Linked DNA regions of Homo sapiens: region 1 is linked to region 2. The links are chromatin contacts, found by Hi-C or POLR2A ChIA-PET in ENCODE. All regions are on one chromosome and are shown on one strand. The core of a region is the stretch at or near the end of the contact, and the rest is flanking DNA. Distances in the headings are between cores, read along the strand shown.

Region 1 (6,049 bases), core at 1,253-3,752, 240 kb before region 2:
TGGATTCTGCTTTTGAATGTAATGTGTTTATTAAATCAGAGCAACAGTGCATGAAACATACTAATAGGGCTGTCAGATATAAAGAGATTATGGCTTTGATCAACCACCAGAAGATATATCTAAAACAGTGTGTATGTGTGTATGTGTGTGTGTGTGTGTGTGTGTGTGTGTGTGTGTGTGTGTGTGTGTTGCATCTATGTTCTCCTTCTTGGATCCTCTCTCAGGAAATAAAGGCTACATCAGAGGGACATGCGGCAGGGCTAAGGGATAGGGCTCTGGCCAAAGATAGAACAAAACGTATTGGTACGCACATGGATTGAACTTGCTGCCTTACAGTCATTGACATGTTCTTCCATCCAATGGAGCTAGACAGCCACGAGGCAATAAAATCCTAATCTGAGTTGCTTTAACTTATTTTGTATTTAGGTTGGTTCAAAAGTAATTGCGTTTTTTGCAATTAAAAGTATTGCAAAAACCGCAATTACTTTCATTTTCTTCCATTAAACTACATCAGTAGAAACAATTTCATAGTAGCTCATCTCAAAATATGAAGCATGTTCTTCATATACATTTGACTTATTAATCATCCTTTCACCAGAATTTAGATCACACGACATGTATGTGGTAACTCAAATGTTATTACAATGACATAAGCTATTGCTTAATGTGGGGTACTTTGTGTTAATACAGCTCTTAATAAATAGAAATAAAGAAGCAGATATCCAGACAGATTGAATAGAAAAGCCCTGAACACAAGCATAATTTACTTGTTCTGCTTTCATTTTGCAGACACATTTTCCTGTCCAGTGGCAGAAATGTAAATTATAAAGCCTCCACACAAAAATTTGTGTAGGGTTTCCTATAGTCTTAGTTTTATAAATAAACAGATGTCCAAGAGAGTCAAATCTTCTTTAGGCTTCTTTAGCAACAATTTCAATGAGAAACTACTTATAAGAGCCAATAAAGAAAAACTGAATAACAAATGGGGATTGCCCCTCTTTCTCTGACTTCTTTAACATTTTTCTCTTCCTTCTATCATTTTTTGAATATATATTTAATTCTCTACCTCCCATATGGATAAATGAAATTCAACATATTTTATAGATGATAACTACTGGGTAACTAAAGTATATAAATATTTTCACCAAATATATGTTTTTATTATTATTATCCTTCACCCAAGTACAGGGAACACATAGGTTCACTACCCCAGTGGGAGAGCATTAGATTTGCTGCTGAACCTTTCCCAAACATTCTGTGGCATTCAAGTGTGTGAGTAAGAAAAAAAAACTGGGGTACCTGGCAATATAATTGGTAAATGCTCATAATCAGCCTGCCATTTCATTTTTATCTTGAGAAAACAAACAAGCAAGTGAAAATCTCTCTCGTCCTTTCCTATTTAATTTGTTTTTATTTTTCTGCTTCTCTGCCAGTATACAATCAAGGACTTAATATTTTGGAAATGGTTCAAAATTCATCTACCCAAATATAGGTTAAGAAATGGTCCAAAATTTATGCATTCAAGAAAAGGCTTATGTATGCCCATAAAGTATGCCTTTAATCTAGGCTTATTTAAGTTTCTGGTGATGCAAATAGCACTTCAGAGAAAAATGGGCAAATGCAACATGTCATTCTGGTTGCAGAAATTAGAAAACTTTAATAAGGATTCTTTATCTAGTGTCAGCAAACCTCCATATCTGAGAGAATTTGAAGGACAAAAATATTGTCACTTGTCCAAGAAGAGAAGTCAGATTACTGTTTTATTCAAACACTTATATAATGTAACTGCATAAAATCTGTTGCCTGAATAAACTCCTCAGTTAGGTATTAGACTGTTATGTACAAAAAATTCTGTAAAGTTTACATAATCGCAAGAGAGCTGTGTAGATGTCACATAGGCCTTGATTATATTTGTCAGCAAGTTCATTTCCTCCAAATTTTTATTTTTTGGAAATTAAGGTACAAAACTTGATTTTTAAAAAATTATCTTGATGGTCAAGAAAAAAGAGTTTGGGATAGATAAAAGCGATGAGAGTAATTCTTAATACCAATGATTCCTGGACACCCTTTGGGGAAAATACTTGACATAGTTGACGAATAACATTAACGACACCCCCACTTCAAAGGACAGAGAATGTCACTAGCAGCTTTATTTTGCTGTGCACTGTTCTTTGAGAGTATTGGTTGCTTACTGATCCAAATTGCCTCTGTGTTGCTGTTATTAAGCTCTACAAGGAATGACTCATAATAGCTCCTTATCTAATGCTGTCCTACTGGGGTAATGAAGAGTTCAGTTCCAACCAATGGATCATGTTAAATTATTGTTTTCTTGGATATTGGGGCTACACTTTGCATAACAGGGTAGAAAGCCACTTTAAAAGCCATTAAACCAACTCATTCTCTGTTTCACTTGGAGCCTGAGTCATGATGCACCCTGTTGACTCATCCTTTACCAAGGGTTCAGCTTTAAGAAATGGCTAGTGGCCAAAAGAACATATTTCTGCAAAAGGGATGGTGTATCTGTGGTTTGCAAATTCCTAGGGCAGATCATATGATTCTAGGTTTAATATTTACTTTAGAGTAAAATTCTGTGATTCTTTCCCTCTGATTCAACTTTTTAAAGGACTGGGTCTACTTTTGTGTCTTTACCTCTGGGCCCTGGGTAAACAGAACTCTGTTTTACAAAGTTACCCAAAAAGTTCAATGAATAAATAAATAATGCTTCCTGAAGAAGCCACAGCTTAGAGGTCTATTAGGCAATAATGTAACCACTGGGCACATGTGACATAAGCAGACAGATGGACATGCAAACCAGCGAGCTCAAAATAAAACCAACTAATGAAAATAAATTCCTGAGTGTGTGAAGGGGCATTTTAGCTTCTTATTTCTCAGGTTAGTTTTCTAGAAAAATATATTAAATGCAACTGGAACCAGGGAAGCAATTTTTCTTTCAAATAAGGTGGAATTCAAGCAATGTTATGAAACCTTATCTGCATTTTGGCAGCACCTACAGAACCTTATATAATATTAATACCTGAGTCCCAGCTTCAGAGAGTCTTATATATTTGGTCTAGCATGCAATACGGGCATCAGGGGTTCTAAAATTTCCCCAGGTATTCCAACAGGCAGCCAAGGAAGAGAGCTACTGAAATAGTGAAGGGAAGAGAATATAAAACAGCAGGCAGAGAGAAAATAGATTGTGGAACTCACGGATTTAAGAAAAACATTTGTAATAACAAAAGCAAAACAACCTGGAACTAAGCCACATGTCATGTGAACAACGGGACTAATCAACTGTGTTATATTCATAATTCATAACCATGCCTTGTAGTTCAGTGGTGAAAAAACGAATGGTCTCCACCTATATAAACCTACATCAATGCATCTTACAAACATAAGGTTGATTGGGGGGAAAAAACACTTCAGGAGAAAACATTTTAAATGTTGTCATTTATGCAGTGTTCAAAATGTGCAAAATATCTGTTTTAGGAACACATTCATTTATTTTCAAGGTATTAAGGAAAGTGAGGGGCTCATGAATACAAAATTTAGGGTAGTAGTTACCTTTTGGAGAAGAATACTTGGGGGCTTCAACACGCTTGGTAATATTCTATGTTTTAAGTCGGGTAGTAAATATAATTTTTAAAGGGAAAATGTATCTATAAAACTTGTAATAATTCCTTTGTGATTTCTTTCATTTATTTCACCTTAAGAGCCTGTGACTCACAAAAGCACGAGTTAACCTAACAGAATGAAGATGTGTTAGTACAGTTTGAAGGTGTGACTGTAAACAGGGAAAGAAAATCAAAATGTTATATAAGGTGAGAGAATATGAACTAAAATGTAGCTCTCAGGAATTCTTCAGGAGTACTTGTCTCTGAAATTATTGGGGCAGAGGGTACAGAGAGACAAAGAGCAAGGAGAAGGGACAGAGAAAAGGAGAGAGCAAGGGGAGAAGAAGATTGAGTTTGCCTCATTTAAGCTGAAAATGAGGGAAAATCATTTTCAAGCTGAAAATACATTTCAACTCTTGAGTGACTGAATATAGTAGTCTTTGGACTTTGTAGTTAAGCGTTAGAGAGCCTGGGTGCAGATTTAACCTCTCCACGTCCTAGGTTTTCTTGCATGTTAAATGGCAATAATAATAGTCAAAAATGCAAAGCACTTGGACTAACACAGATAGATGTCCAATAAATGTTGGCTATTATTTTGTTTTTGCCATTCAGATGCCATTTGGCTCCATATCTTCTTACTCTTGTATCTTCGGTTTCTCCTAGGCCTACCTGGATGGAAAACTGAGAACCTATTGGTTTTGCCGAGAACTCTTCATTGAATATATTGTATGAGCATAGAGAAGGGTTTGCCATTGTATACCCCAAAGCACCAACTTAAACATTCTTAGCTATATTGCCCATTGAGCTTCCTTAATAATTCTACTATGGTAGGCATTACCCAGATTCTTTGACACCTGTCTTTTCTAGATAGGTCCTTTATTACACGTAACTTGTTCCCTTACAATGCCTACACCCAAAACATGCAAAGAAAATGGAATCAATGCATTCTATAAAGTAGACAATCAGTGTGGTCCTTGGACTAGCAGCATCAGCATCACCTAGGAGCTTTTTTGAAATGTAGACTCAGGCCTACTACAGCTATACTCAATCAGAATGTGCATTTTAAGAAATCCCCAAGTGTTTTCCATATACTGCAACGTTTGTCTTCACCATAAAATAGGATGGCCACACAGGAAAAGGAAGCACCATTACTCTCCTTTGAAGATTTCTCAGCTACTTTTTTTTTTTTTTTTTTTTACTTTAACGTACAATTGCAGTCTTAGTCACAACTCTAGATAACTTATCAAAACACTTTTTCTATAAAAATATAACAATAATATTCTTCACAAGAGGAATTCTGAAAAATAAAATTCTATCTGATATTCACCATTATTCGATAAATGAGAATTCTAAAAAATAAATTTCTATCTGATATTTATCATTATTTGATAAACCCACTGTAGATCCTTAAGGACTGAATAAAAGAATTACGAGCCATTCATTTTTCTTCCTCTCTCTGGCTCCTTCTTTCACTGACCCAGTGTCATCATCCTAGCCAAACAAGAAAGACAAACCTTCGAAGAAGAAGCAGCCTGTAAGTTTATTTTGTTCCCACTGATTAAAGCTATGTGGCAGCTTTACTTGCTGATCCTAATTGAGATGACTTGAAGTTTGACCTGTTTAAGGTATAAATATATTACTGGCAGAGAATGAAAGCAGAAAGTTCATTTCTAATCTCCCTAGGGTAGATAATCCTGTTTAGAGCGATTGTAATCAACCTTTCTTTCTGAAGAAGAAATATTGACTTAGAAGATTCTTTCTAAATAAGTCAATATATATCACCATCTGGTACCTGTATGGAGTTTTACTTTTGAGTAAACTTACCCTTTGGTTGTCTGTCATCTGCCTATTTCACCTTCTTGCCCTATATTTTTATCAATAATAAGATAATCTGCGGCTCACCAATAATCCAACAAAGAGTTTATCATTGAGCTAATCTTATATACTAAATGAAAAAAGGAAAATTAAGTCGCTGGAAGATAACCGTAAGAATAGTTTGCTTCTGGAAATATCAGATATGTACATTCTATTTTATCTAAGCAAATGAGGTGTTTTGTTTTGCTTTGATTTTTTTTTTTTTTTCTTTGGTTTTCCATTGATTCTGAAAATTATGGAGTAGGGTTTTTAGGTATTCTGAAATTCTTTAACCTACATTCTCGCTCTTCTGATGGCTATTTTACTGTATGATCATTACCTTCACTGCATCATTTCAATTTTGTTTTATGTATTGGAGCTTGAAACCAGGTTACTTTTATACAACACCCTTTCTTAAAGAGGCCATGCAGTATTCAGCTGCATGCTTGAATAAGCTGTTAGTTGTTTCTTTTTAAAATTTATTTATTCCAGATACACAGAAGCTTGTTGAATATCTGTGTACACAGCATTATATGTTGACTACGAAAGCAAACCTCTGTGCCTCTTTCATCCAGCCCATT
Region 2 (6,057 bases), core at 1,805-4,304:
AAATCTAAAGACTGAATTATGACTTTCCAAAAATCTTGACCCCAGGACATTTGTTTGAATTCCACAAATCACACAATACCAGCTTCCTATGAATAGCTTTCCACATTTAGAATCTTGAAAGTAGCCTGTATTGAGAGACTATTATTGTCTTATTTCCATTGCTAATAACAGAATTTGTTCCACATGTGGAGCATCATTTAGAAATTTTACCATTTCTTCCTGGAAAGAGAAAAAGAGGAGTTTTGGGCTTTTTTTTTTTTTTTTTTTTTTTTTGGCAAAAAGAAAACTTTTGCCACTTTAAATAGATATGCCCCCAAACAGATTTATGTGTGTATGCAGGTGCACACACATATATGTATGCAGACTTTTTGTGGAGCTGATTACATAGCTAAAGTCTAGAACCTGTCAAGGTTTGATGGGGTAACGGTCTTAATATTTCATGGTAAAAATTGCTTTTACTGTTAACCTGCCCACATGCCTGAGCGACTTTAAGCAAGCAGAAAACTTCCTTGCCCGGTCCTCTCACTAGCAATTACCAATTCGTGAGCAGCTGAGAAAAGCTATCATTAAAAAAACAGGGCTTACATGCAACTTTATTTCAAGCATATATTCAAAATAATGTTTGAGATGCAATCAATGAGGAGTAGATGAGAACACTAAGTGATACAAATCCAGAGAATTGAAATTTGATTTGATGAACAATGTGTAAATCTCCCTTCCAGCCAAAATATTTAAGGGTCTAGATGTAAATTTCATGGACACAAATAATCATTTTTATCCAGGCCATAACCCATGATGTAGAAAGTATTTTTGGGAAATTGAGAGGTTACATGTGGTGCTGTTCATGTTAAGACTATTTATAGGCTGAGCCAAAATTAAGCATAAGCAATGGAAAAAAATAGTTCAGCGTTTTAAACTTAGGTAGATGTTAAAGGAGAAAGAGCTATGGATAAATGTAAGGTCAAGGAGATCACATGGTACAAATGGGGGATCTAAATTGCTTTGACTATATAGGTAATACTTCCAATATGGCTTATAAATAACTAAAAAAAAAAATCAAATGAGAGTAAATGTGTCCTGTAATATGGTCATGGTGTGCAATAAATAAGAAAGTTTCTAAGGATAGGAAATAAAGATAGCAAAAGAAAACGTACTGGGCTGAGAGAGAGGTCTGCTAATGAGTGTTTAGAGCAGCTATTCCCCAGCTGACGCCATATAGAACAGCCTGAGTGTGCTCTGGGCACATGTTGCTATGTGAGCACAACTGCTAGGAAAGCAGCCTCTTAGAAGCTCAATAAACATGAGGGAGGAGGAGGGGGAAGTGGGGAGGGGAGGGGGATACCCATCTATCTACGTGTGAGCCCCCTGTCTAACATTTATACTCAACGACACTTGGCTTGTAGCACTGCTCAGCATTTGCATACGCTGAAAAACAGACATGTTTGGTAAATAAAAATATACACTTAAAAAAATCTGAAACACTTAATCTGTGCAGGTAGCTGTTTTCAATCTTTCAGGCTACGCAAAAGTCATACAAGGACGCTACAGCTAACCAGAGATTCTACAACTCAGGAATCCAAAGGATGTAGAAAGACTGTGTTCTTTTATTTTTTTTAAAAGCAAAATTCACATGAGTTTAGATCAAATATTTCTTATGGAGACCAAGAACATTAAAAAATAAAGTGTCATTAAAATATGAGAGAGGAGGAAGCTAAGTAAAATGGCCTTGACCTTATCCTCACCCTTTCCACCATGCTTCAATTAACATCTCTTACCCCTTCTGAGCACCAGGATTTTTCCAGATAATGGCAAATAGAAATGAAACATTTGGAAGTGAGCAGGAAAACGCTAACAAGTGTACAGATAATGTACAGCAGACACACAACATTGGTTGGCGAGAGGAAATCTGGCAGCCTATTGATTATTAATGTGAAAAGAAAACAAATGATAAAACGCAATATGGTTTCTTTGCATATCCGAGGTTTTCAAATAACACCTTATTTCCTAACAGGTAAAATCTGAATTTATGAAAATCGTCGGAATTCACAGCCTTTTATCCTAGTGATCATCCTATGATATCCTTACCCAGACACAGACATTAAACTGCCCATTCCCTATCCCTATTTTTTTTCCAATTGTCATGATGAATCCACGCTATGATGCAATCTTTTTGCAGAATCAAGTCGTTTTGACTATTTTGCTTTCCTAAAACCACACTGTCTTCAAGCCAGGTATTAATACCATTATTACTGAAAATAACAAATTGGTTAGGGGAGAGTGATATGTAATGTGAAAGTTTTGCGATCCTCAGGCTCAAATCCAACTCGGGCTCCCGCTCTTCTTTCAGGAAGGCAACTTTGAGACACTCACTCTGTTTGAAACTCACAGCTATACTTGAAGCAATGACGAAAAAAAAAAAAAGCCAAGGATCAAGAATAGTGCTGAGTCCCAAGCTTTGCCAAGGTTTAAGACCAGGGCTCAAGACGCACCCCCAAACCCGCAACCACGTTTTCTTTCTTTTTTTCCCCACTTAGAGTGAGAACCGAACACAGACGCTCTCGCCCTTGCCTCCAAACCCAGTATCTCGCTACAGCTGGTGCATTGGAAGTTATGAGCACAAACAGATGCTGCAGAGAAATCTGTTTCTATTGCTCAACTGTTCCAAGCATGTCTCAGTATTTTTAGCTCTGGGGATGTTCTGGTGCGCACACAAACTATATAGGCATGATCTGGGACTCCGGAGTGTGGGTGAGCGCTACAGCAGTGTGACAGCTGGGCACCTCTGGAGCAGCGGGGCAGGGTAGGGTAGGGGACGGCGGCCAGAGTCCATTCCCCAGGACACACCGGCAGCGAGCGAAAAGGAAGAAAACACAGCAGCCCTTACCTGTTGCTGGCGCAGGAGCATGGGGACATGGAGTGGAAGTGGGGGGTACAGAGGCATGTAAGATCCAGTGGTTTGTAAAAAGCGAGTGAGCCAAAGCAAACCAGAATTCCCAAGACCCAGCCCGCCGGCGCCGGGAAGGCTGCGCGCTGGCCAGGGCTCCAGTGCGCTCTGCAATATCCTGGGCTCTTTTGAGGCGGTCCGTGCGACACCGGCTCTCCTGGCCCCGCCCCCGGCCGCTGCCGGCCAATCGCAGCGCGCCTGGCCGCGCGGCCGGCCCCGGGAACCGCGGCGGGGAGGGGAGGATGCTGCGAGGCGTTGCCAGCGGAGGGAACCTGCCGCCGCCTCGTCCCCCTCCACCCTCGGAGCCCGGCCGGGGAGTCGGGCCCGGGCCGGGGAGGAGGAAGTTGCGGCCCAGCTGGGACAGCAGCAGGTGGGAAGCTCCGCGCCCGGCTGTTGCGGCTGCCTGATTGCAGCCTGGCCTTGGGCAAAGCTTCCTACTCCGTCTGGAGCCCCACACACTTCCCGGTTCCCCCGCTCTTGGGCCGCTTGCCCTGCGTGCTCCTCGAGGGGCCTGCGAGGTGCCAGCGCCGGGTAGAGACCTTTGCCGCAGGGGCAGGATTGTTCGTCGGTCCCGGCGCGTCTCCCTCTCCACTCCCTCTCTGCCGGAGCCCCTCGGCCCTTCGAAGCCCCCCGCGGAGGCTGCAGCGCCCGGAGAAGCCACTGAGTCAATGGGGCGAGGGACTGGGGCGGGCGCGCAGAGCCCCCAGGATTGAGACGCGCGCAAGTGCGGCCACTGCAGCGCCGCTTGGCTGTTTGTTCTCCCGACTGTTCGCGAATTACTTACAAGGCGCCTAGGCTTCTCCGAAGGGTGGACGGCTCGTTCCCTCTCGCCTTGTCCGCCCTCAGTCTCTCCACCACCGCCCGGCACGCTTTGCTGATCTAAAATCAGAACAATTAGAGAGTAATGATTTTTTTTGGAATAGCAACTCCTACAGACACTCAGATCTGCCCTCGCTTCAGCGCCTCCCAGCCCTCCTTCCCAGCAGCCAGGCGAGAGCGCGCAGACCCCTAAAAAGCAACTTCAGTGTTAACCGGGTCTGGATCCTGGAACTTTATAAACTAATCCGTGTGTGTGTGTGTGTGTGTGTGTGTAAACCGAAGAGTAAGTGCCTATTATTTCTGAGTACTTCGGTGTCCTAACGAAGCTTTGCTCCTAAAGGACAGGATATATTTTAGGAGTCTTTCTTTCCACTGAGTTTTTTAAATGTTTATTTTCTCGAGCGATCAAATGTGTCTTTTGTGCAGTTTATTTAAACCTCGTAAGGCCTCCTTGAGTCGCTGAACTAATTCAGCAAACTAGCTGGTATTGTGGACGGCGCAGTCGGGGTGGATTTTTGTGTGTAGGAGAGGTGAAACTGACAATTCAAGGAAAGGTTCTGTGCGAGTCCCCACCTCCCATCCTCATATCCACACGTGGCCCCTAGGAGGTGCTGGTGAAATATGCTTGCTTAGGTTTCGCAGATCCGCACTTACTCCTGCCTTAACAAGTGTGCCTTTTTTCTTAGCACTGAGCAAGGTACTTAAATTAAAAGGGTGTGCAAGAGATGATGCACTCGGTGTGGCTGCTCTGATAGCCAAATGGCGATGTGGTCCCAGTTAATGTGTTGAGATTATACTGTTCACCAAGCCCTGTTACGAACTCTGTTGCCATGCACGTGGGAATAATGCCTGCCCCAAGGGAGGTCTTCTTTAACATCTATTTAGTCATGTGTTATTTATAAACAGCTTGAATTAATACTGTAAAATAGACGGATGTCTAAGAATCTAGGCTGTAGCCTAAAGCTAAATGAACCTGAGGGTAGACAAGTTCACTCTGTATTAACCAAAGGATAATGAATGAGTTCACCGCTCAGTTCAATAAGCTTCTTCTGAAATATGCTTCCTCCTGGACTTCTAAGAAACAGGCCAAAAGTTTAATTATCCCTTAAAACATGTTAAGCCTAAATAGAAAAAGGAAATTAATCATTTATAGATTTTCTCTTCTTTATTATGATTCAGTTGGTGCATCTGTAGATGGCTAAGAATTTTCCAAACCACGTGAATTCAGAGAGGCAACACTTTTGTTGTTGTTGTTTTTCCAGGTAATGAGCTCGCTTTGAAAACCAGTCACTCGGAAAGGGATGGCATTTTTATGCAACTTGGATTGAAATGGTTTTGCTTTAGTATTCTACTCTAATTAGAAAGAATACACCACAGGCCGAAATAGTTTCATATGATAGGAAAATCTTTAAAGAAAGGAACACAGAGTTATTAGATTATGGTTGGCTGTATAAATTTAGCTGGGCAGCGGGAGGAAGGTCATAATAAATGTATCCTGCTCTCTCTCATCAATTATCAGCAGCACATCCCCCAACATTCTCTCCTCCCAAAGACTGAAGGATGTGCAGCAAAGCTTAGATCTTGAAGGAGAAGGTTCGGGAAAAATTAATGATTTTAATTAGAACTTTCCAATCTAAGTAGAATCATTACCTTAATTAGCTAAATAAGGAAGTATGAAGGATGAAATTTTGCAAATGAAATTTTGTAAATGTATGGTAGCGTAGAATACCCCCATTGCTTCATTTTAAAAAAAGAAAATATAAATGCATTTTAATTAATAAATGACTTTTCATCATGTCCCTATTAGGAAAATTCTGTGTGCCAATGCTTTCAGTGTTTGATTTAATACATCTTTTGAAGTGATGCGTGATGCAGATTTCTGTATTCAGAGTCTATCTTTTTTGGCTGAATCAGGCCTTATTTAGCAAAAATCCCCATTAGTCTTGGACACGAATGCAATTGGGTGTTGGGATCCATCTGTGGATTAAATTTTTCCAAGGAAATGACAATTATGCTCTTACTGATTCTCTCCACGGTAACCACCTATAATATTAGAGCCAAATATTAGTCACAATCTGGATCTGCAGTCAGATTGTGAATAGCTGTGTGACGCAGAAGGTGATTGTTTCACTAGAAGCACAGATCTTTCCTTTGCATTTATATAAAGATCCCCAACAATTAGACATACTTTCAGACTTACATTAACCATGTATATGCAGTTCAAATTCACAATGGTAAAACATCAAACGCTCCTGGCATTTGTATCCACTGGATATTAAAAACCACTTTCTAAT

The links. Hi-C counts contacts between places; a loop is a spot of excess contacts on that map. ChIA-PET counts read pairs that join two places held with the same protein, here RNA polymerase II (POLR2A). Pooled maps may share reads with other maps.
Region 1: a loop to region 2 is called in a map of PC-3, with 8 times the contacts of the local background. The contact joins the enhancer-like site here to the promoter of KCNJ2 in region 2. A Hi-C loop is called at or near these places in 2 of 168 maps with a recorded cell type or tissue (IMR-90 and PC-3) and 5 of 50 pooled maps. POLR2A ChIA-PET finds 5 or more read pairs at or near these places in 4 of 52 experiments (H1, MCF 10A, PC-3 and 1 more).

What each region holds. Positions count from the first base shown.
Region 1 is chr17:70,402,289-70,408,337 of GRCh38, reverse strand. No RefSeq gene overlaps it. Among named protein-coding and RNA genes, the nearest start is that of KCNJ2, 240 kb to the right of the region's middle. Within about 2 kb of position 2,502, at least 4 of the 41 ENCODE cell types and tissues checked have a DNase peak (open chromatin) inside an H3K27ac peak, as active enhancers do; they include PC-3, where a contact is called at or near this core.
Region 2 is chr17:70,166,529-70,172,585 of GRCh38, reverse strand. KCNJ2 (potassium inwardly rectifying channel subfamily J member 2) reads right to left here and starts at 3,054. Exons shown (of 2, transcript NM_000891.3): 1 at 2,885-3,054. It overlaps KCNJ2-AS1 (KCNJ2 antisense RNA 1), which reads left to right and starts at 3,184. Exons shown (of 1, transcript NR_036534.1): 1 at 3,184-5,625. RefSeq lists a silencer at 2,999-3,458.